5 separate regions of the Homo sapiens genome follow, and all the other regions are linked to region 5. A link is a loop called in an ENCODE intact Hi-C map of the cell type or tissue named here. Cell type or tissue: heart left ventricle. All regions are shown on one strand.

The links. A loop is a pair of places that touch in the nucleus more often than their neighbours do. Peaks named below come from ENCODE experiments on the same cell type or tissue, not always from the same donor. Only the 100,000 strongest peaks of a DNase experiment are listed, where the experiment ranks them.
Region 1: it touches region 5 in a loop (9-fold over the local background); 9 of 110 quality-filtered maps call a loop at or near these places.
Region 2: a loop joins it to region 5, with 5 times the contacts of the local background. A loop is called at or near these places in 5 of 110 quality-filtered maps.
Region 3: it touches region 5 in a loop (18-fold over the local background); 64 of 110 quality-filtered maps call a loop at or near these places.
Region 4: it touches region 5 in a loop (3-fold over the local background); 9 of 110 quality-filtered maps call a loop at or near these places.

The regions. Positions count from the first base shown.
Region 1 is chr21:40,050,448-40,055,447 of GRCh38, forward strand. DSCAM (DS cell adhesion molecule) reads right to left here. Exons shown (of 33, transcript NM_001389.5): 30 at 1,511-1,660. Among named protein-coding and RNA genes, the nearest start is that of MIR4760, 160 kb to the right of the region's middle. In heart left ventricle, no CTCF peak of the experiment used is centred here; a DNase peak (open chromatin) is centred at 2,876; H3K27ac peaks cover 365 bases.
Region 2 is chr21:40,384,153-40,389,152 of GRCh38, forward strand. All of the region lies in intron 3 of DSCAM (DS cell adhesion molecule), which reads right to left. DSCAM-AS1 (DSCAM antisense RNA 1) reads left to right here. Exons shown (of 2, transcript NR_038900.1): 2 at 427-1,206. Among named protein-coding and RNA genes, the nearest start is that of DSCAM-AS1, 3.6 kb to the left of the region's middle. In heart left ventricle, CTCF peaks have their summits at 2,360 (motif pointing left) and 2,561; a DNase peak (open chromatin) is centred at 2,349.
Region 3 is chr21:40,118,647-40,123,646 of GRCh38, forward strand. All of the region lies in intron 20 of DSCAM (DS cell adhesion molecule), which reads right to left. Among named protein-coding and RNA genes, the nearest start is that of MIR4760, 91 kb to the right of the region's middle. In heart left ventricle, a CTCF peak has its summit at 2,496 (motif pointing left); no DNase peak of the experiment used is centred here.
Region 4 is chr21:40,040,829-40,045,828 of GRCh38, forward strand. It overlaps DSCAM (DS cell adhesion molecule), which reads right to left. Exons shown (of 33, transcript NM_001389.5): 31 at 3,250-3,447; 32 at 1,543-1,845. Among named protein-coding and RNA genes, the nearest start is that of MIR4760, 170 kb to the right of the region's middle. In heart left ventricle, a CTCF peak has its summit at 2,847; no DNase peak of the experiment used is centred here.
Region 5 is chr21:39,786,425-39,791,424 of GRCh38, forward strand. IGSF5 (immunoglobulin superfamily member 5) reads left to right here. Exons shown (of 9, transcript NM_001080444.2): 6 at 1,743-1,764. It overlaps LOC107985500 (a long non-coding RNA gene), which reads right to left and starts at 2,065. Exons shown (of 3, transcript XR_001755057.1): 1 at 1,985-2,065. In heart left ventricle, a CTCF peak has its summit at 2,061 (motif pointing right); a DNase peak (open chromatin) is centred at 2,127; H3K4me3 peaks cover 1,001 bases; H3K27ac peaks cover 442 bases.

The DNA.
Region 1 (5,000 bases), 260 kb after region 5:
GAGAAGCCAACGGCTGAAGAGATGTCAAAGCCCTTGAATCTTTTTTTTTTTTGGAGACAGAGTCTCGCTCTGTCGTCCAGGCTGGAGTGCAGTGGCGTGATCTCAGCTCACTGCAAGCTCTGCCTCCCAGGTTCACGCCATTCTCCTGCCTCGGCCTTCTGAGTAGCTGGGACTACAGGTGCCCGCCACCAGGCCGGCTAATTTTTCTTATTTTTAGTAGAGACGAGGTTTCACCATGTTAGCCAGGATGGTCTCAATCTCCTGACCTCGTGATCCGACCGCCTCGGCCTCCCAAAGTGCTGGGATTGAGCCACTGCGCCCAGTCTGGATCATTTTTTAAGAGCAAGGCTCTGGCACACACCCCTTTGCAAAGCTAATTCCCACTCATATCCCGTTTATGTCTTCAGAATGTATTAATGTGATCAAAGAAGAAAGGCGGTAAGAAGATTAGACAAAAGGAAGAGGTAAAAGACTTCTTTAGAATGTAGAATATTCTTGAAAACATTTTTTAAATGAATTTCAATGCCTGCTGAAACTGTTTTCTGTATATTACAATGTTATTTCGTAGGCAATGGGTTTACTTCATAAAGCTCACTGCATTTCGCAAATGCTTCCCAAGCTAGGATTTATGAAGAATAGCTTTTAACATTATAATAGTTATTTTTCTAATAATAACACACTATTCTAAGAATGTAAATTTTTGCAAAGAAATTGATTAGAGATTTGAAAGCTAGACGTCAAAGTTTCCAAAATGATAATAATCAGGACATCAATTTCTCAGTCTTTAAAGAGATTTAGGAACGATTCCAATTATGAAGAAATAAGAGTATCTAATTAATAAGCTCTAGATACATATTAGGGGATTCACCTTCATTGCAGTAATTAATTTCCATATATTATGGATGCAAATATTAATAACAAAATCCAACATAATCTTCACATTAACTAGAATTATAATTTTTCTCAAACAGTGTGTTCAGGGGCAAAAGCATAAGCTTTGGGGATAGATGGGTCTGTTTCTGAATCTTGGTTTTACTACTTATGTGTGCAACTTTATACTGTTTGCATAATTTATCTGAGGCTGCAGTTTTCTCATCTGCAGAATAGAGGCTATGATACCTGCTTCACGAGTAGGTATCTTACAGGATTGTTGCAAAGATAACGTGCATGACATCATCGTTCTATCCCAATACTGGCATACAGCAGATACACACTAAAGTAGATTACTTTTTTCCTTTTCTGTGTTGCTTAAATTAAAAAAATAAATACATGTACCTGAAATTTCTAGCACTTTTTATAGTAACCAATACTAACAGTAATTCAACTGACATAATAATAGCCAAGATCCATCAATAACAGCTCATTATCCCAATTAGGGATGTTATTATACCCATTTGTTTCTCAGGCATAGGTATGAAAAGCCACACATTTTCATTTGAGAGAGAAAGAACATTACTATGTTTTCAGCATTGTTAACACCCACACATTTTAAGCATTGTTGACCACTCACTCGTTCCCGGCCGAGCGTCTGAAACATCCACTAAGGGCCCAGTGGCCTGAGACACCGATTGGTAATGGACCGTGTGAGTGACCGTCAGGGACTTCTGCTTAGCTGCCTCTCCAAAGTCAGCATCCGTCAACAGAACCGTGGAGCGATCATCTACAGGATGGCAGGAACACAGAAAGCCAAACACGTTTATCTCCCTTCCAACCACTCCCTGGCCTTTTCTCTCCTGAGGCACTTGTGTTATTGTTAATGACAACCACAATAATAGCCCCATCTAAAGTGACAAAAATGATTGAAAATTCAAGCACTGAATTAGCATTACTCTAGAGTGCTAGGAATAGAAGCTTCTTCCTAGGGGTTGGCTTTGGGAGCAATGAGCTAAGAAGAACCATGACTATGCAGAGAAGGAGCTCTCTTTTCTCTTTGGGCTTGGCTTTTCATTAAGCTAACATTGATTTGAACTCTGGATTTATGTGTTTGTCAAAAGCTTCTCTGAGACATCATCTGCGATGCCAGCCCCCTCACCAGTGATGAGGCTGTCAATGAAGACAGGTCCCTTTGGCTGCTGGGAAGCTCTGTTTGCAGGACTAGAAAATCGCCACTACAGTTCTCTCTACTGAGGTTTGCTCTCATTCTGAACTTGGCTAATGTTTGGAGGGGAAATAAAAGAGAAGAAAACATGCCAGTCTTCAGAGCTTATTGATTGCTCTATTTTAAAGGACTCAAGGTATGTTCCTTTTCTTCCCACCTCCTGTAAGCTTTAAGCACTCTAGAACATCCATTAACTGACTTCTCCTACATGATTCACTTGTCAGACTTCCCAAGTCCTACTGCCGTGGGCACTTGAAGGTGAGCGAGGCAGGAGCCTGGGTTTGGATGGGTTCTGGGCATCTTAGTGCTTGGAGCAGGAGCTGCTGTTTGAGCTGGGTCATTATTTGGTGGGCCAGGATTCTCATTACTACCTTGTGATATGTTTCATACTTTTTAAAAAGCTTTTTTACTCCAAGGGAGACTTTGGCTAGGATATACAGATTTTTCATAAATTTTCAAAGATTGCAGCCCAGGATGCTGTTGCTAAGAGTTTATCAGTCAGCAGGGACCATACTGCAGCCCTGCCCTGACACTGCAACAGGGATGCGAAAGTCGTAAACAACACAGCTCGACTTCTGTGCCCAAAAAAGGCTCTGAACAGAATGAACCTTACAAAATCCAATTACTCAGTCTCTGGCAGGAAAGGAAAGCCTCTCAAAGTTAGAATAAAATTTCCTGGCAGAGAAATAGAGGAAAGGCTGCCAAGATGTCTGTGAGTATCCCAGCGCATGGTGCGGTGAGGTTGGCACCACAGCAGGCGCCTGGGCTTGGCTTGGAGGTCCGGCCCCGTGGCGGTCACTCGACTCCTCAAAGAGGGTGGCTCTTCCACAGAGACAGCTTCCTACAACTGGACCCAGCACGAGAGGCTCCGTGTCTACATTTGTTTTTCATTAATGATGGGATATGTCACAGTTTCTAGCAGGCAGGCCCTTTTAGATCACACCAGATGATCTGCGGGGCTAGGTTACACACTTTTCATGGAAAATTTTGGGCGCCTGTCTGATCATGAGGTTAACCATTCATTCTAGCTGGAAATTAATGTCACTGTAATATTGGATTCTTGTGGTCAGAGCCCAGAGCATTTTGAAGCACCACAGTTCCACTTCCCAGTAATTAGAAAATGCCATCGACCCATTGTCAGGCATCACAAGGAGGTCAAGGGCTCTTGCTGATACATGATCCTGCATGGACTGGGATGGATCTCTGGCGAACGGTCATATTTACAAATGGAAATGACTGGCAGGCTTCCTCTGGTGTTAAGCCCCCCAGTGACCAGCTCTTGGAAGGCCATAGACCACTCATGGCATCTGCCTAGCTATCTATTTTCATAGCCATATGTAGGATTATTGTCTAGTGAGACGCATTTAGCAAATATTGTAACGTGTTATATAACCATGGTGACCTCCACAAACTATGTAACCTCTCTGTGTCTCAGTTACAAAAGAAACTTTTCCTATGTTGGCTGGAAGGGTTAAATTAAATAATGCATATAAATGGCTTATAAAATTATATGGTCAAAGGAATTACATTCTAATTTTTGAAATTTTTTCAAAGGAAATTTTCAGTTTTAATGCCCAATCTACTGGGTGAAACAAAAGAGATTCCAGGTATACCTTCCCCTTTCCCAAAAAAAGATAATCAAAAGCAAAACATAGTAGCTTATCCCTTGTCCTGATACAAGCAAGCTAATAAAATCTTGTGTACTTTAGGGCAGGTAGTGCCACCTCACATACATGGTTTAACTGAAGTGTTTCACTGAAGTTAGCTGATCAAGAGCCACTTTGCACTTGACCAATCTTTAAGTGCTGCTATGCCTGGACCAAATGTGACTTCAGCCAGGAGAACCCAGGCCTTAGAATTTAGGAGCCATTAGGTCAAGATGTCTCCAGTGGTGGGTGGGGCAGCAGAAGGGTGATGGTTGATGGAGCAGGTGTTCTGCCCACCTGGTCTCTTACCACTGCCTTCCCGGCAGGAGGCAGCTGGGCTATGTGCTGAGAGTCAGGCAGTTTATCCAGACCACAAGAAAGGGTTGTCCTGGGACTCATGCCAGCAAACACCTTCCAAAACAAACATAGCCAGGTTTGAAAAGAGGCAGCCTCGGAGCCTGCCTCAGGGTGTTTCCATGGGCACTCAAAAGCTTGGATAACTTCTGGTTGAGGGTTTCTTGGAAGCAGCCTGTTGGTGTGGAAGCAGGTGGCCTGCTGCTGTGCTAGCTGTCATTGGAGACAGACAGCATGGCGGTGAGTGTGGCCAGGTGGGGAACCTGGTTCTGCGCCTGTCTCTGTGACCTTGGAAAGCTACACAGACCTCTCTACATCTTGGTTACAAAAGCAAGACTTCTTTCATATGTTGGTTGAAAGGTTAAATTAAGTAATGCACACGAAGTGCTTATAAAAACTATGTGACATTTACAGAATTCTCAATACATGTTAGCTATTCTTCTCATTATTACTGGAAAGGAAATATAAGGTATTTCACTCCGGAATAAATAGAATAATCGAGGCAGGCAGTGTGGGGTAATGGACTTCAGGTGGAAAGAGGCTGGGAAGAGTGAAGATACCTGGGTTCTGGTTGAACAAGCCAGAAAACCTCAGGGTGGCTGTTCTGAAACCCTAAAACTAGGGCCCTGGTGTTTTTCCCAAAGTGCTGCTGGGGAAACAGCTGCAGGATGTTTCTGGGGCACTGGTGTGGGGGAAGATACCCTGTACAAAGACATGTGTTTGTTTAAGTGTTAAGTACAGTTTAAAAGTTTTATTTAATGAAGGCTTGCATTATCAGAGTTGATGAGGGGGGCACGGAGTGGATTTTCAACCTGGGGCTTTAGAGTGCAGGCCTTCTGGATTGATGTGTAGTCGATTACAGATGTTTATTCCTTGGAGTGGCATCCGTAGCCTCCCCTGGA
Region 2 (5,000 bases), 600 kb after region 5:
AGGGAGGCCCACAGGTTGGTGCTAGGATAGTGGCAGATGATTTTCATTGTCAGACTGTGAGACAAAAGGTAGACATAAGGGAGGCAGAGGTGAAATCGGGATGGTTAAAACAGAGAATGCTGAGAGCAGAGCAAGGCAGTTGCTAAAGCTGTTACTAAAACTGGACAGCAGAAGGCCTGGCGTGGTGGCTCACAGCTGTAATCCCAGCACTTTGGGAGGCCTAGGTGGGTGGATCATCAGAGGTCAGGAGTTAGAGACTAGCCTGACCAACATGGTGAAACCCCATCTCTACTAAAAATACAAAGTTAGCCAGGCATGGTGGCCCATGCCTGTAATCCCAGCTACTCGGGAGGCTGAGGCAGGAGAATTGCTTGAATTTGGGAGGTGGAGGTTGCGGTGAGCTGAGATCGCACCATTGCTCTCCAGCCTGGGCAACAAGAGCGAAACCCCATCTCAAAACCACAACAACAACAACAGGACAACAGAGATGGACGACGGATCGGGAAAGCCAACCAGACAGCGTGAGGCCAGGACGGAAAGAGGCACAGGGAGCTCTGCTCAGTGTCGCTACAGGGGATCTCTCAGGCTCACAACGGGCCACTCCTCTAGGGAAGTTCTGGTCTCATCATGATCCTTGTTTGGTCTCACTCCCCATGTCCTTCTCTGTCCCTCCTCCAACTGCCATTTATTTATTTAACTGAAAAAGTACCAATCACCCACATAGGCATGACATACTCATCCATGTACCCATTTCTTAAAATTGATCATTGTTAACATTTGGTGTAATTTGCTTTATTTATTTTTAATGAAATAAATAAAACTTTACAGAAAATGCTTTATTTTTCTCTTTGTTCCCTCCCCATCCTATATTTTTCTCCTAAAAAACCCTATTATCAGAAATATTAGTGTGTATTCCCAGTTTCGACTTTTTATTTTATTACACACACACTCCCACACATAGCTGTGACAATGAACTTCACATAGTATGGTTCTGTATTTTCTCTTTGTTTTTCAAACTTACATAAGTATTTTACTATTTCTCATGGAAAAACTCACTTTTCCCATCCAACGTTATGTTTCCTTAAGATCTCTCTATGTTGATATAAAGAAATCTAGCTCATTCTTTTTAATGAAAATAAAGTATATTTTATGAATGTAACTCATGCTAACCATGGCAATAAAAGCTCCATCAAGCATGCATTTAGTTCTGTATTTTGTTCAATGCTGTATTCCCAGTCCCTAGAACACATACAGAGTAGTGGTTCATTAAATGTTTGTCAAATGAATGAATCAATGAATCCACTCATTTCACTGCTGACAAGCAGTAAAACTGACGTCAATTTTGCACAAACTTTTACAAGATTCCTCGGCACCCACATAAGAGACGTACTAATACGTCTACCTAGAAATATATGTATTGCATTGACAGAATTTGTGTTTTTGGTTTTGTGGGATTCTCTGAAATGCTATGTGACTTCTTAAGGGCTTGGCACATGCTGTAGGCTGTTAATGTGGCTGAGGGGTTTGGCTCTCACATGACCACTGCAGACAGGCTGTGTGCCACCTGCTCACTTTGTAAGCTTCTCGTCCCCCTCTGACAGCTCTTTGCAATGCTTTGTCTTTTCTTCAAAACTTTATATATATTTTTTTAAGAAGAAAAATCTGATAAGCCTTTGTCAGAAAAAAGTGGGTGAATTCTTCCAAGTAATAAAATAATGCAAAGTATAAAATAAAGAGGATAAACCGATTCACAGCTAGGAATACAAGGTATCTTTGGCCAATGGGATTTTGCCTTCGTGCTTTCAAGCACAGTCACTTTCTGTGCAAGGTTGTAAGTGTTCACCATGAGCTTTAGGTGGATCTAGCCCTGTAACAACAAATCACTAGTACCGCTGGATCAAGATTAGTGTACATTTGTGTTTAAGCAATATCATGGTCCATTAATTACGTGCACTGCAATTTAATGGCCTTGCAGATCTTAACACTGTGCTTTTATTTCATTTTTGCCTAGGCCCGCCTCACCGCTAAATATAAATGGAATGAAGCACTTGAAAACAAAAAGTATAAAAATGTGTATATTTTTCATTGCAAAGCAATTCTTAATGGATTTTGTAAACTTTGCAAAATTAAAAGGAAAATACTGTCAGGACACTAAGCTTCTTCCCAGGTTTTCAGATTCCGAAGCTTTAGTTGAGGGCAGTTGAAGAACCTACAAGGCTGTTCCGGAGACCTTTGTGAATGTGAATGAACGCCCTTTGCTTCAAAGGCACCTGCCTGGTGCTGAGGAATCGGCCTTGGAGCCGCCGCCCACGCCGGGCCGCTGCGGGAGAACACTCGGTGCCCCCTGCTGGTCAGACCGAGGCCCCGCAGCGTGGCACAGAGAGCTCCACGGCACGCGTGGTGTGGGAACTGCAGGCTGAAAAACGCTCCCAGAAATGAAATAGTGAGTGCCCGTGGATCTGGCACCACCTTAACACTTCCTCGTTAATAACACATGATTTTTGCTTTATTAACCTATAAGCACTTCCTATGTTTACACTTCTTGGGTTTTGATAGAAACTCGTGATCAGCAAAATTCTTTCAATGAAAATTTGTCAAATTACTTCTCCACTTAAAAGTGGAAACAGTGACGTTTTTCTTGAACTCCACGTTTATTTATATTATTTTTTAATTTCATTTTTGCTTTACAACCATCTAATGAATTTTCTTTAGATAAAATTCCCTCTAGGATTTTAAGATAAAATTCCCTCTAGGATTAAGTTTTGGTCATTTCTCTCATGAAATGTATGTCAGATTACATTATTTGGAACCTTATTTTTCCATTTTTTTTTCAGGTAGTTTAATATAGTCAGTGAATCAGCAGTGAGTTGTAGCAACTTCCATTTCTGACTATGTAAAAAACTAATTATTTTGAAAACTCTCCAGGTATAAGAAACTTAGACAAGCTGCATAAATCTAACATTGACTTAAATGAACAGCAGGTTTCTCAGGTAAGGAAAGCCCTCTGGGCTCTATAAAGGAAGAGGGGGGGTGAATACCTAACAGCAAAGATCTTGTTGATACTACCTATAATTTCCCTGTGACATTTGCACATTTAGGGGGAAAAAACATAGTTTTAACAGCAATGAGGAAATGGAAGGCTGTTAGTCCTACACAAGTCCTACACAAGAGAAGTCTGCAGAAAAGTACAACTTCACTAAAAGATTGGACCTCCAAAAAAAAAAAAACAGCCTTTGCAAATACCCTTGCCTTCCTAGCCTAAGCTTTGTGTAGGGATTATGTCTAACCATAGTACTGGCCTTGCTCTGGTTTGGGATTTGTAGTCTCACTGTCTCCAGGGTCCAGTAGACCTCACTCTAGAAAATAACATATAGTGACTTCGCTTCTAAGGACATCTGGCAGAAGCAAAGACAAATAAATCTTCCCTGGAGGAAGGAGCACTGAGAAATGTTTACAGATGAAGCTTGACTCCTCCCTTCCAATCTTGAGCTTCCAGTACCAAACCTCTAACACATTAGAGAACAATTTATCATAAAAAGGAGTCAGAAGAAGCAATAGAGGCCTCAGACAATGAAATAACTCGACAATGTTTACACAATAAGTATTTTAAATGTTGCAAAACTATAGAATTGAATTAAAAATAGGATAAGTGAATAAGAGTATATCATAAAAGATACAAATATTAGATAAACAATAAAATATTTGCAGAATGGGCAGAAATAAAACACATAACCCTTGACATAAATATTTATATTAGACACAGTTGGGAAAAATTAGTGAACAAGAAAATAAATCTACAGAAATTACTCAGAATATTTCCTAGAGAGAAAAAGAAACATATGGAAGAAAGAAAGATACATATGAAAGAAAGGTTAAGAGACTTGAAGGAGAGATAGAGGAAATCCACAGTTCAAGGAGAGGGTAGAAAAAAATGGCAGAAAAGCAATATTTGGGAAAACAATTTGGAAATTTCCCAGTATTGATAAGAACCGACAGTTTGCCAATAGCAGGCTTGCGCCTGGAACTAAAGGATGTGCTTCCAGAAAAGAAATTGTACTCAATAATGAGATGCAAAAAGAAGGGTGGAGAAAGAACGAGGTATGCGTGAGTAACCCTAAACAAATAATGACTGTATAAAGTGATAATAATGGCAAATATGATTGATATAAAAAGTTAGATGCCTCTAGAACACTGGAAGACAATTGCATTTCAGATGGGAGGGAGATCACAGCAGATGGTATCATGAAGTCCTGTGTTTCTCGGTATGAGGTAGGTCAGCGTGCTGTATTTGTGGGTGAAGAAAAGCAATCTCTTTAGTGCTTTTGACACTTTTCCACAAATTCCATTTCACCCACATCTTAACCTGGCAGGCATCTCTTTACTGTTTGAGAAACCAGACCTTGCTCTTTACAGTTTCCATAAGGCTGTCATGGTCATTACTCTATTTAATCTTCATAGGAAAATCACGGGAGTTAAGGCCATTTTAAACCCCCCCTCCTCCACTGATAAACCAGCTGTGTTCTTTGAAAATATTTGATACAACTCTAAGCACTGCAAACTTCACATTCTGGAAAGTGTGTTCAATCCTACTAAAACCTATTACAATCCATTCAAATGCACATACCCTATTGGAGTAGGGTGGTATAAATTCACCACTCTGGGTAAGCAAATCTTGCTTTTTAATTTCATTCCCTGTATTTTCTCCCCACATTTTCCCACTTAGTAATTGTTTATAAATTCCAGGTAGAACATGCTCATTTCATGTTGGCTTTTCTTAGCAATTCTTACAGTAAATGTAGTGTACAGTGTAACTACCCTGTGCCATTTAGAAATGGGTGGGATACAATATGGTAAGTTTACTCTTTCCCTCAATGTAATTCAACATGTATTTAATAAAAGTAGGATATTCCTGCATAAAAGATGAATAGAAATCCCCCGTGTTTTAAGATAATTTGCTCTCTTCTTGAGAGTACAAAAGGGTTTTCTCCAATGTACATTTT
Region 3 (5,000 bases), 330 kb after region 5:
TCATTTATTTCCTCTGATCATATTACCCTTTCCTGCCTCTGATTCATCAGGTAAAATTCTTCTCTTCCTGCAAGCCAGGGCTAGCTATGTGTTCCAAGCAACCATCTCTGGCCGTATGTTTGAGTGACACCCAGTCCGCGCTCCTGCACTGTGCTGTGCACATCATTGCTGTGTCCTCTGTCACATCACACAGAAGGGTGACATTGTCTAGTGTTTCCTGCCTTCCCTGGAACTTCTGGGTATGGGTTTGGAGCGTACGTCATGGTCCCTTTGTGGTTAAGACATGGACCAGAATCTTATGACAGATTCTGGCTCGTGATTTGTGCTTGGAGCGTTTACCTGCCTATGTCAGCGCCTCAGAGATTTCTTTCTCTTTGTCATGAAACCTGCCTGGGTCCTTCCTGGAGTGAAGATAGCATGGCATGTACTACCACATACTCACAATGAGCATGATCGTGAAAGAAAAATAAAACCATTGGTTGTTGTATGGTTGTTGTAAATCACTGAGGTTTCAGGCCTGTTTGTGATGCCCCCTAACTCAGCATCTCTTGATTGATGTGATTCAGAACCTGGCTCAGAGCTTGGTGTAAGAGTAGTGCTCTATGTTTATTTGTGGTAAAAATGAATAAATGATTAGGAGAGGAACTATAGGTAGCTTGAAGGCTTCTGGTCAGAAGGCAGCAGATTTTGTTAGATCGTAAGCTAAATCAGAACACAGGAAAAGAGGGAGACACAAGTATAAATGTGTTTGTGGGCACATTGAATGCGAAGTACTGGAGAGGTCTTCCTGAGTACGCAGATGGTGGTAAGCTGGAAATATAGGACTGACGGTTCTCTAAGATTGTCAGGATAGAGATAAAAAATGCGAACTCTTTAATTTCAGATGATAGTTACATTATAAGAACAGATTCAATGATCCACAGAGATAGTGAAGAATATTAAGAGATAAAGGAAGAATATTGGGAAATGCCTACATTTAAGGGTGGGAAGCAGAGGGACAAGAAGCAACAAAGAATAAAAAACATGATAATGGAAGCTAAGAGAAGGAGGATTTTAAAAGCAAATTGCTATCTAGTAGCGTCACTATATGCTACAGTGACATGAAATAGGGAGGGTACTGGGAGGGAGGAACGACGTTTTAATACAGCCAGGAGGTCCGTGTTCCGTGTGAGAGAGGAAGAATGAACACAGCGATGAGTATCATTGTAGATACAGATGAGCACGTTAGATGCTGCTTTCCAGATTCCACGTTATACCACTTTTCCACTCCTTGAGATTCCTGCACATTTCTGGTTCTCGGAAGTCCCCTTTCGCTCTCAGCCTGACTATGGCTTTATTTGATGCAGTCTGTGGCTGATTGGGAGGCAAACACACACCTGTTGCCTGGGGTGGGAAGCTGTCTGGACCTGGTGAGTTACTTTGCCTCCCAGAAGACTTGTTTAATTCTAAGTTATGGGCTACAATGTGGAGAACTTAATTGCCCAGGTCTTCTGGGTAAGAAGAGTAGTGGTGTATTCTCACTGATTAACTCAGCAACATTTATTGAGCACCTACTATGTACAGGAACTGAATAACATTATCATCTGAAGCTGGAATAACCAATGTGAATCACAGCTCAGAGATATTTTATGCCTTCTGATTTTTAGTTTTCATTAATGAGAAGTCTGTGCTTCCTAATTTTACATTTCTAAGCTCCGCAAATGAGATTAGCATTGTGAAACAGACAATGTCTATATCATAATGCTTATTTAATGTGTATATAGTAAAAGCAGTCTGTTTGTGAAAGTTTTTCAGACTGCTTTTATGTAGACGGGAGCGTTGGGGAGGAAATGAAGCTTGGCTGTTTTCTTCCTGGGACCTTAAAAGGGTTATCTCACGTCTTTGGATTTTCATTGCTTATAATAGATTGTTTGATCATTCAAACCACTATATATTAAAATTAATAGCCAGAATCCACAAATTATGTGGATGAGGCTCTGAATCAAATGACTTTTGAGATTTTGCAGTTTGAATCTCTGATTGGGGAGTTTAATATCTCATTGCACTGTTGGACCCCCGAGGGAAAGTTCATGTTCAGTCCACATCATCTTTAGACAACCTGTTTGTAGATTCATTCTCAGTTACCCTAACTTGTCATCTGGCCACATGCAAGTTTCAAATTCTAATGTCTTTTTCTAAGCTAAACTGAGAGAGCACCATGAAATAAATGCCTATCAGCAGACATTATATGTCACATATTAGAGAAAAAAGCTTGTCTATTTTAACAGGGTTCTTTCCCAAGAAGGGGAGATGAATTTGGGATCTTGAGAGAAAATGACATCAGCGAGGAGGTTAGCTGAGGGACTCTTATAAAAGGGACCAAATTACAAGGCATATTGTGTCCTGATTTATCCCCCTATGTTCTACATTTAACTATGAAATCATTTCAAAGAAAAAAAAATTCAGATTTATGAGCAAGGAAAATATCTAGAGCTCATACTGTCCTCTGGTGGTCATTCGCACACATAGCCAGAAATGCAAATGCCTTGGAAAACTTGACAGCATCTAGTTTACCGACTGAAAGTCAAATTGCAGAAACTGATGAAAACAAAACAAAACAAAAAAACACCCTCTTTCCTGTACTTTAAAGTTTCTTGATCATTTCATATTTAAAACAGAATAATGGATACTATTTACAAGTATTCACCTCTGAAGAGAAATAATTGTCTCTGAGCTTGACTCTCACTGATACTATTTGATGTAAAAAATAGGTCTCGTGCTCTTAAATGATGGTTGAGATAGATAGACAGGAAGGTGGATATGGAGAGGGAACTGTTTTTAGTTCACTTCACTTCAATTAAGATGCTCTGGGGTTCTGGGACCTCCTTGTAACACTTTCTAGGTATTATCTCCTGGAAGAACACAGGCACCTGCCCATCATATTTCTATGTCTCTAGTCTTTTTAATATGGTCAAAAGGCAACACAGAGATACCCTGATAAAAATCTCAGCTGTTATTTCCCACCTTTTTCTGGTGGGTTTGCTCTCATTACTGTCTTTTTTTTTTTTTTTTTTTTTTTTTTGAGACAGAGTCTTGCTCTGTTGCCCAGGCTGGAGTGCAGTGGTGACATTTTGGCTCACGGCAACCTCCACCTCCCAGGTTCAAGAGTTTCTCCTGCCTCAGCTCCTCCCAAGTACCTGAGATTACAGGCATGTACCACCACACCTGGCTAATTTTTGTATTTTTTGTAGAGGCGGAGTTTCATACGTTGGCCAGGCTGGTCTCAAACTCCTGGCCTCAAGTGATCCTCCTGCCTTGGCTTCCCAAAGTGCTGGGATTACAGGCGTGAGCCACCGTGCCTTGCTGGCCCTCATTACTGTCCCTTTTGAGAGTGTGTTGTTAAGATCCTGGGCAGGTCAAATCCCATTGTTCTGTGGGTGAAGAGACAGGAGAAATCCTGGGGAAATGCGTTTCTACCCCATCTAACAACACCTGTGTGACTTTGTTTTCAGGATAGGATGTTTTTTCTTCCTTTTCTATTGTATGTAATTCTTAGGCCAGGAGGACAGAGCCAAATACAGCCTGTATCATCCACAAATAGGGGCTTTCTCAGTAAGCATCAGTCACTAAGGACTCATTTCAAGTAAGCCAGGTAGGGATTTTTAGTGCAGAGATAAAGATAAGATGATTGAGAAGACAAAACGAGAGGAAGCTGCTGGTCTTTCTATACCCTGCTAGGTGCTTTCTAGCCTGTTAGAGTCAAAAGAGCAACCGTGAATCCCATAGCAAAGAGATCAATGAATGAATGAGTGAATACTAATACAGATGCAATTCAAGTTCTAGTGGAAAATGAGTATACTTTATTTCAGCAATAATTTTTGTCTCTCTTTGGTGAATACGGGACATGTCAGTGATAAGCAGAAAAGCAGAAGCCACCCTGGGCATTGAGGGCACAATGGCTCAGCTTTTTTTCAGTGTCTACGCTGCTCTCCATCTCTGGGCTTTGATAGTAGGATTCAGTAAGTGAGGATTAACAGCATATTGAAAACCACATAAGAAGCCCAGAAAAATGTTGTGGAGTCTAACTCTGACTATTTACGTTTACATATTGACTTCAAGGGCAGAGTACTGCCATGAATGCATAAGCAGTAGAGAACACACCTTGCTTTTTCAGCAACAGACGGAACTTCATGGGCCAAGCAAGCCCACACACTCTCACACACTCACTGTTGGGGTACACCAGGCCTCAGGGGCACCTGTGGACTCTGAGCTTGGGCAAACATATCACCTTGATTAAAAGATTAATCCATAAATTTGTTTGGGAATATTTTTCAGCCCTAACAAGGAAGGAGATTCCATCGCATGCTACAACATGGATGAACCTTGAGGATATCATGTCAAGTGAAACGAGCTGGTCACTAAATGACAAATGCTATATCATTCCACATGCATGAGGTCCCTAGAGGAGTCAAATCCAGAGACAGAAAGTAGAATGGTGGGTGCCATGGGCTGGTGGGAGGGAGGATAGGGAATTCGTGTTTAATGGGGACAGAGTTTCGGTTTTGTAGAGTTCTGGAGATGGATGGTGGTGATGGCTTCACAACAACGTGAAGGTATGTAATACTGATGAACTCAATAATCAAAGTGGTCAAGAGGGTAAGTTTTACGTTATGTGTATTTTACCAGAAAGGAAACAAAACCAGTGTGTATATTCACTCAACAAACGCTTAGTGAATGACTACATGTGTCAAGTTCTATGCTGGGAGCTGGAGATACAAAGATGGAAGAGACATGGCACCTGCTGCAGAAAATGTCATAATGTTTCCATGAAGACATCGTCAATTTTGGTGGGTCATTTTAATGTTTTCTTTTCTTTAAAATTTCCCTTTTTGATATGTTTTGGTGTGGTCTCAGAAGCAGTCTAACTTTATAATGATTATTCAGCAGGAATAATATGAACGATAACAAAAACCACACTTTGAAATAGTAAATAACTTTTAGTTCCTTCACAATGAACCAGG
Region 4 (5,000 bases), 250 kb after region 5:
TCCAGTCCTCCTCACCTTCAGGCTGAAGAGCTGCAGAAAGTCATGGCATTTATCCTGCATTTTTCTCCATTTGCCTTGCAAATAAATGCCAACAACACGAAAAAAAAAAAATAGTTGAAATAAAAACACCCACAAATAACAGCTTGTCTTTTCCCCTAAGGAGGTAGACAGAATGAAAATAAAGGAAGCCATCATTCTTTATTGGATGCTGGCATGAATCTTGAGCTGGTATGGAAGATTATTTGCTGGATAAACTATTCTTATTTTATATATTTTTATGCATTTATAAAGCTCATTTCAGCTAGGCCTTGTCCCATAAAACCCAAGGGAATTGTAGTAATTCAAAAGTGAAGATACTTTTTGAAATGGAACTAGAACAGTGGTGTAGAAAATGGGTAAAATGAGAAACAAAACTGGATTCAATAAGATTGGATAGATCAGTCTGTGAAGGAAAGTCTACAGGCAACTATTTCAGGGTGAAAAAGAAAAAGTGGTTCTTCAGATGAGAACTACACTTGGCTGCCATAGGTTGGATTCCACCTAAAGATGGGTTTTATTTGCCCTGTACAATGGTTTACAAATATCCAAGCCAACACTAAAAAGCTGTGAATTTCCATATAAAACCAAGTTTTCCGGCTTCTCTTAAAACACAAGTCCATACTAAGACCCCATTTCCACTTGCGATCAGTTGGCAGGGCCTTGCTAGAGTCTTTTCTTTTAGACAGTAGTGAACCCTGAAATGGCCCATGTCCGCCTCGCTCCTTTGACCCTGTTCTCTAGCCTCTGCATTCTATTATCTGCCATGCCTTGCTGACCTCAAAATTTGCAGCTTTCACAACCCGGACGATTCACAGGTGTTCAAGTTGAAGACCAAACTGCTGGCTGACTTAATGTTAGCCAGTTACCATCACCTTGTGTAATTCAGTGAGGCCAAGTCCCAAACACTGACTATATAGTAAGACCTCTCCCCTTTCAGAAGCCCTCAGTGTGGCAGTTTTAAAATACAGCCCTCACATTTTTGACAGTCTTCTCATCAAGCAGTGGGGGCCTCTTTCTCTGGAATCAGGGTTTCTTGGGCTCTGTGACTGCTTGCCCAATAGAATATGACAGAAATGATAGCTGTGTCAGTTTCCAGGCCCAACCTAAGGAAACTGGCTATTTCCACAGACTGTATCTTGGACCATTTGCTGCTAGAACCCAGCCACCATGCTGTGAGGAAGCTAAAGCACCTTGTGGAGAGGCCAGCACAGGGAGAACACAGCCAGGTCGGTGAGCCACTTTGGAAGTGGATCCCCAGCCCCAGGAGAGCCTCTGCAGCATGGTACCCTCACTAGGTCCCGCCCAAATTTCAGATTCATAAACAAAGTAAGTGACTGCTGTAGTTTTAATCCAGTGAACTTTGGGATGGTTTGTTATGCAGCCATCCATAAACAGAGCACCCATTTGGTCTGAACACTGAGAAGGGCTTTCACAGCAGATGAGGGAGGACCAGGAAGGTGCACTTCCCTAAGCGACGGCCCCCAGGTGGCCTTGCTCACCTACCTGGCCGATGTGCCTTTGGAACTGCCATATTCATTACTCTTCCTCCATCCTGAGGTTTGGGGGGAGATGCAGTGAACCTGCAGATTCCCGATTCGGAAGGGGTGCTGGAGGTCAGACTGTCCGTGTACTCATTTGTCCCTGCCGTCAACTGCTCCGATGACGTGTCTGATATGAAGCACTCCGTGATGGTGAACTTGGCGTGCCTCAGTTGCTCTTCCATCTTGGCGTGTTCGTAGGCCCTGGCCAGTTCTTCGTAAGTGGAGGAGGCACTTTCTGTGGAGACCATGCTGCTTCTTGCTCGATCTACACCAGGAAAGAGAAAAACAAGACGGACGACTCACCATCAGAAGTCTGAACCAACGGCATGGCCCTTCCTGGCTTGGGGCTGTTTTCTTCCAGATCATGGTGGGACCTGGTAGGAGTTCTGGCTCCTTGGCGGAGGCTCCTGCCTTAGGCACTCTGAGGCCAGCTTCACAAGTCTCAGCAGATCCGGTTAAGGGAAGCTTTGTTGCAACCAAATTGCTGTAGTCAGATGTCCCAGCTTGGGACATTTCCATAAATAAATAACGCCTTCCCTTTAAAAAAAATCCTGCTTTTAGTGAAAACAGTAGGAGCCAGGCAGCAGCCCCCTCTCTGCTCCAACCTGCAAATGGATCTATGCCCTAGAGACTCTTTAATTGGCATGAATGATTTGAGCTGCAGTTCAGCTTCTGGGGCCTCAGCTCAGGAAGGAAGATGTGATGATATTTAGAAATAAAGATGTCATGTTGCACGGAAATTGGCCACAAGCCAGAATGGCCCCCGACCCCTGGGATGCGTCTTCTGTTGTGATTACCCTTTATGGGGACTAGAAAACCATCAGGACAAAAACTGGTGCCCACATGCCTTTGAGCTGGGCCACGCCATCTTGGTCAGGGAGATGTCTGCGTTTCAAATGCACTAAAAAGTTTTAGGGTCTCCTCTGTGTGGAACTCTGAGACTCTTCTAAGAGAAATCACAGCCTTAAAAATAAATTCACATGGCGATGATCCTCCTCTGGAACACTGTTTTTGAAGTATATCATCAAGAACAAAAGAAAAATGAGTATTAAAATTTCCTACAGCTATTAGATTCAGATGTAATTTCTTTTCAAAATTTAAGAGGGGGTGGTGGGCAACCCGGTGCTATTCTTAGGGCCTGTCTTCTCTCTGAAGTGAAAACTTGGTGGTTGATGGCATAGACTGGATGACTTACCTTATAACCAACCCCTGTTTAATTGTCAAACGGATCAGCCTGTGTTCCCTATAGAGGGTGCTATGACCTCATCATGTAACTTCAAGTGCTGTGTCTTAATCTTGGAGATGGTAATGGGTCAGACGCCCTCAGAGTGTAATCAGCAATTACTGCAATCACGGGGGTGAAAATTTAAAAATGTCTCTATTTCTCCCAGTGGGGTAGGAACTAAATGGAGAAATAAGCTTGGGTCTAAGATTCAGGACACCTGCAGAATAGATGCAGTTTGGCTCTGTTTTGCCCTGTGTGGAGTAAAGGCTGTGCAGTTGTATTAGTAACTGTTAGATAAACCGCGTAACAATTTGAAAGTGACCTTCAAAAGAACATAAGTAAGAGGGAGGAAGCCCTCTCTCCCCTCCCCAAGGAGCCCATGAAGCTCAAGGTGCGGGGGCCGTGCTGGTCCCCAGGGACGGAGGAGGCAGCGTCAGGGCCTACCTGTGTCTTGCGAGGGGCTGACGCTGTAACTGTCGCTCTCTTTGTCTACTGATCCTGCAGCCCTGGGTGTTGGCAGCCTCCAGTCTGTGGTGAGGGTGTGTGCTGAGATGGTGGGGTGGGGTCGGTTGAGGGTCCACTGGCTGGCATAGCGGTTTCTCGCTGTGGGCCCAGCCTTGGCATTCCTCCTGGTGGTGGGATCTGTGAAGAGCCAAGAATCATGTCTGCCTTTGTCTGCAGGAGTGTGGTCAGCTGAGAGCAAGCGTAGAGGTCAGTGCCACCCACCCAGCACTGCCGACTCGCCCACGCCCTCCAGGAAAACTTCCTTGACTTCTCCTGTGCAGAGGATACTTTCCCTTTCCTTTATGGCTTGAAACCTTCATCTGATACTTACGTGTTTAATCAGCCCTGCAGGGAAAAGAACACCCTACTTGGATTCAGAAGTTACATATTTGAGTCTTGCTCTTGGCCTTTAATAATGTTATGACCCTTCTAACATTAAAAGCTAGAAATGGAATGAGGGGAGACTGACAACAATTACAGGACAAAACAAGAAAATTTCAAACAGTGATGAAGATTATAAAGAAAATGAAACCAATTACTGTGCTAGAGAATGACTTGAGAGAGGTACTTTGGTTACGATGTTTGCAACTGCAATTAAATGGATGATAGTACAAAAAATAATGTTATGACCCGATGCACATCATTTAAACTTCCTGGGCATCGTCATATTCTGTAAAACAAGGAAGCTCAGCCCAGTGTGTTCTAACATGACCTCCTTTCTACATCCTTAGGTGTTGTTATGCGTGAATCACGTCCCCCCAAAAGACATGTTCATGTCCTAACCCCCAGGACCTCAGAATGTGTGATCTGGTTTGGAAATAAGGTCATCACAGATGAAATTAGCTAAGACAAGGTCATATTGGAATAGGGTTGGCCCTTAATCCACTGTGACTGGTGTCCTTTTAAGAAGAGGACACAGACACAGGAGGGGAGAGGGCCATGGGATGATGCAGGTGGAGACTGGAGTGCTACAGCTGCAAGCAAATACATTTCTGTGCTGTGAAGCCACCCATTTGGTGGTACTACGTTAAAACAGCTCTAGGAAATTAATACAGATGTTGCCTGTATTTTTGTTTCTCATATTACTACTCATTGTTTTAATGATGACTGTTTTATTCATTAAGTTGAAAGCTCCTAAAGCAGAGGGACCATATTTTTATGTCCCAACTCTCCTTAAGGCCTTGCCTATGATAGCACATCTCTTCAATAGAATTGTCCTAACTTTAACAGAGACAACTTGGGTTATTTAATATGGAGAACAAAGGGTTAAGCTGGTGCCAGATGGGTTTCATTTTCTCTAAATCTGGAACCAAAGGCAGCAAGTCTATGGGGTGGACGGAGTTCTTAGCTCAACCCTTTGGTGAGGTAAGAAGAAGGATGTTCCACCAGCAGAGACTGTCAGGTACCAGAATGGGCTACAACATCGCCTCTTCTGGAATTCTGTGGAAAATGAGAGAGGTTCAGTTACCTGGAATGATTTTTCTGGGGCTCCAGCCTGGAGACAGCTTAAGGTCCTAGATGGGTCTTTTCTACCTTTGAATTCTCTGCTTCTCAAAGAGCAGTTTGATACAGTTATATTTCAGTATGGTCTGGCCACTTCTAAACCCAGCAGACTGTATTCACTGTTGGGCTCTCACGAAGTTTCAAAGGAGCAAAACTGACAGGGCCGGCCTGTAATGTTATTGCACCGA
Region 5 (5,000 bases):
TTAGAATGGCAATCATTAAAAAGTCAGGAAACAACAGGTGCTGGAGAGGATGTGGAGAAATAGGAACACTTTTACACTGTTGGTGGGACTGTAAACTAGTTCAACCATTGTGGAAGTCGGTGTGGCGATTCCTCAGGGATCTAGAACTAGAAATACCATTTGACCCAGCCATCCCATTACTGGGTATATACCCAAAGGACTATAAATCATGCTGCTATAAAGACACATGCACACGTATGTTTATTGTGGCATTATTCACAATAGCAAAGACTTGGAACCAACCCACATGTCCAACAACGATAGACTGGATTAAGAAAATGTGGCACATATTCACCATGGAATACTATGCAGCCATAAAAAATGGTGAGTTCATGTCCTTTGTAGGGACATGGATGAAATTGGAAATCATCATTCTCAGTAAACTATCGCAAGAACAAAAAACCAAACACTGTGTATTCTCACTCATAGGTGGGAACTGAACAATGAGAACACATGGATACAGAAAGGGGAACATCATACTCTGGGGACTGTTGTGGGGTAGGGGGAAGGGGGAGGGATAGCACTGGGAGATATACCTATTGCTAGATGGTGAGTTAGTGGGTGTAGCGCACCAGCATGTCACATGTATACATATGTAACTAACCTGCACATTGTGCACATGTACCCGAAAACTTAAAGTATTAAAAAAAAAATGCAATGGCAACAAAAGCCAAAATTGACAAATGGGATCTAATTAAGATCCTTTCTTACAAACTGTGCTTACGCTGGTGGCGTTGGAGGCATTCCCCTGTTGCTGGAGGGCATTCATCTCTTACCTGATAGTCTCTTTTCTGCAATCCAGATAGAATTGTTTTAGTTTGGGATGTAAATTGGCAGGTGTTATTAGAATTGAAAATACCTGAGAACGTTATCTAAAAACTAAGGAAAATGAGTATTTAAAAAATCTTAATCAAGCTTGATATATAGAAGGCCTGGACAGTAAAGCTCGGTTGTAAAGATCACAGGCTTTTGGGACAAAAGGTTGGGGACTTGATCTGTGGCTTTTTACTCCCCACCTTCAAATCCTAGATTCCTTTTAATCAGTCTATGGATCCACTGACTAAAAACATTAGCAATTTAATGACAGTGTTTTTTTTTTTTTTTTTTTGGTGGGGTGGGGGCACAACTGTATCAATTGATACCATTGGTACATATTGATTGAAAATGTATCTTTGAATTAAAGAAATATGGTAATATTAATATAATAGTGTCTAGTCTGTTAAAAATATAATAACAGTAACACCTACTTTTGAGTTATTATAACAGTTAAATGAGCTAGTACTTTGCACAGAGCCCGTTTGGTGCTGGCACATGGTAAAAATTGAATGAAAAGCAGCAGTGATTGATAACACAGAACATCTCTTCTTGGTATTATGGAGTCTGTATAGTCTCACTCATCAAATTCAATAGTCACAAAGTAATAAGTAAATACCCCTGGGTGACTGAAATATAGTAAGTACTATACAGTCTGTATTTCAGGTACCTAGGAATTATTTATTTTTCTAATAGTTAACAGTGAATTCTACTTTCCTATGCTGGGAAGTCATTTGATAATTTGGTATGGGAAAACTTAATAATGCTCCTTGGGTCACAAATACTAATGTTGGGTCTGTTAAAATAAGGGAGTGTATAAAAATTAATGAGACTCGATTTTTAGAATAAGTATCCCGATTTTTCCAATGTAATTTTGTTCTTTTTTGCAGGATTTCGTATTCAATTTCAAAAGTAAGTTTGAAACCACATCTATTTTCTGAAAACAAAACAAAAAAAATTGAACAACAACAATAATAACAACAATACGTACACACAACTGCGGGATTTTTGGATTTATGTTATCCAGAATTAAGTACCAGAGGTAGACAATGCTGAAAAACACGTATGCCGATCACAAACTCATAGGGCAACATGAACTGTGGGATGAAACAGATGGGTTGCCACTGCCTACCTTTGACTTGCTCTGGTTCCCTTAGGGAAATGGAGATTTTCTTAGTGTCTGGCATTTGCAGCTCTTTCCACAAGAGGACACTGTGCACCATGACTATCATCCCGCCTGCTGTGGGCGGAGGCCAGGGCCACCGGCAGAGGTCCTGCTGGAATTTCTGGGATAGTGGAGAGCAGTGAGCCAAGCCGGATGCCTGCAAGTCACGTGAAACTGTCCAGGCAGACAAATTAGGCAGTGTTCGGTGCTCATTCAGCCGTGGGGAGCGGACAGGACGGAAAAATTCCTTTCATTCCCAGGCTGCCCAGAAGTAGCTGCAAGCACTTTTAAGGTAACTGTGTCAAGGACTTACAATAAGTAGCCAGTAACCCTTTTAAATGTCTGCAATGTTAACATAGCCATATGTGCACCAAGGGGAGGGTTTTTTAGACAGACGTTGTTTGTTGTGGGTAATATAACAACACATGTAGTTATCAGTATTTTATTAGAATATTTACATTTTTAAGTGCTGAGATTCTAAAATACCTTTTGGCTACATTCTGTGAATGAATATGGACAATCACCATGTGGCAAAGGTTATCCCTTCTCCCTCTGACCCCTGGCAATTGTGAAGTTTGGAGAGAGGACACCACCAAGCAGCAGTCTGAAAATATTTCTCCTTTGAGGCCTGACTTAGGGCAAGGGAAGAGGAAGAAAAATAGACCCTGATAATTATTCTGGCATTTCTCTTGATTGCTACTACCAGCGGAATGGAAGCCTGGACTCTCGGTTCACCATTGTTGACTGTGCCAACATCTTCCATTTCTGTTCTCTGGGGTCTTAGGTGATTTGAAAGCACAGTAAAGTGATCAATAGCTACTCAGGATAATGGGTAGAGGATAACAACAACTATAGAATATGACACTGGGAGCATGAGAAAAGCTAGTATATCTTGAGTGCCTGATGTACATGCCAGGTACTCACTGTTGCATGCTTTGTAGAATTTTTTGTCTGAATGTGAACTGGACGGGCCCACCTCAGGGCTTGGGCACCTTTGTCTCCGTGCAGCCCTTGAACTTAGGTGAGACTGCATTAAGCTCCAGAGGGATAATGGGGGTTGCCCACTGAATAATCCAACCCCACTTGCTTTCCCCTTTCACGATGTCCATGGTGCTCACTCCAGCTGCTTGAGGACTTCTTTTGCATTAAAATAATTAAAATTATATGTATATAGTTGTATGTTTATTATGGAAAAAAATCAATGCATGTTTATTTTTAGAAAAAATAAATATAAAGATAGGCACAAGAAATAGTTTAAAAAAATCACCCACACTTCTATAGTTCCAAAGTAATTATTGTTAACTAACTATGTATGTACCTATGTACTCAAATGTTCATGTATATACCCATAGATATGCACACAAAGCATTTTGTGAAATTTGGATTATAGTAACCATTAATTCATAGCTTGCTCTTTTCACTTTGCACATTCTGAAGATTATTTCTGTTAACAAATACTTGCCCACAGCATTTTTGTAGTATTTGTTTGCTAGTTTTAGATAGATACTTTTAAGTACAGAAAAGTGCACACGTTACAGGTGTGTAGCTTGATCAGGTTTCACAAAAAGCACAAATGCCTGGGCTTGATGGCAGAAATTCACAGCTAGAACATCCTCAGCATCCCCAAAGCCCCCTAGACCCCGGTCAAATTGCTGCCTACCCCTCCTCCCCAAAGGTGACATTCTTCTGACATCTTTCCCACATCCCCAGAGATTAGGTGCATGCATCAATGGCGTCATTTTGTGTATACTCATTTATGTCTGCCTTCTTGAGCCTCTCACTGTGAGACTGATCCATACCGTGGCACGTGAGTGTCAGTGGCTCATTATTATGTAATATTACATTCTGGGCACATATGCAATTTATTTTTACCTTTTGCTTTAAATGGGTGTTTGAATAGTTTTCAGGTTGGGACCATTACAAACACTACTGCTCTGGCCAGGCGTGGTGGCTCACTCCTGTAGTCCCAGCGCTTTGGGAGGCCAAAGCAGTGGATCCCTTGAGCCCAGGAGTTTGAGACCAGCATGGACAACATGGAAAAACCCCATCTCCACAAAAAGTACAAAATTAGCTGGGCATGTTGGTGCTTTCCTGTAGTCCCAGATACTCAGGAGGCTGACTTGGGAGGATCCTTTGAGCCCAGGAGGCAGAAGTTACAGTGAGCCGAGATCACACCACTGCACTCCAACCTGGGTGACAGAGTGAGACCTTGTCACCAAGAAACAACAACAACAACGTCAAAAAACAACTACTCTGAGTACTATTGTAGGAGTCTTTTGGTGAACATAAGTACTCATTTCTGTTTGGTTCTGTGGGGAAATACAGCTGATTCTCTTTATCTGCAGGTTCCACATCCTCTGATTCAACCAACAATGGATCAAAAATATTTGAAAAAATATACAACAGTAAAAAGTAATACAAAATAAAGAAGCAGTACAGTATAACAACTATTTGCATAGCATTTACATTGTATTAGGTATTATAAATAATCTGGGCATAATTTAAAATATATGGGAGGATGTGTGTATGTTATATGCATATGCAAATCCTACACCATTTTATATCAGAGACTTGAGCATTTGCAAATTTTGGTATCTGCAGGGGTCCTGGAATCAATCTCTAACAAATACCAAGGGAGACTGTATCTAGTCCTAAAAGCTGGGCCAGAAGGTAGCGTATCTTCAGCTTTAGACAGTGCCACATTTTTCCAAAGAAGGTGTACAGGCTTACACTCCCGCTAGCAGTGTGTGAGAGCTCTCATATGTAATAATTTTGACAGATGCCATGGAATTCCATTTTAGAGAACCATCATCATTTATTTTACTAGTCCTCCCTGATTGGGCACTCGGTTGTTTGCAGTTTGCTTTTATAAATAGCTCATGAATCAACATTCTTTCAAGTACATATTTATACATATCCTTGATTGTTTCCCTAGCATACATCCTTAGAGGTCAAGTGTGACTATTTAAAATTCTTTGGCGTT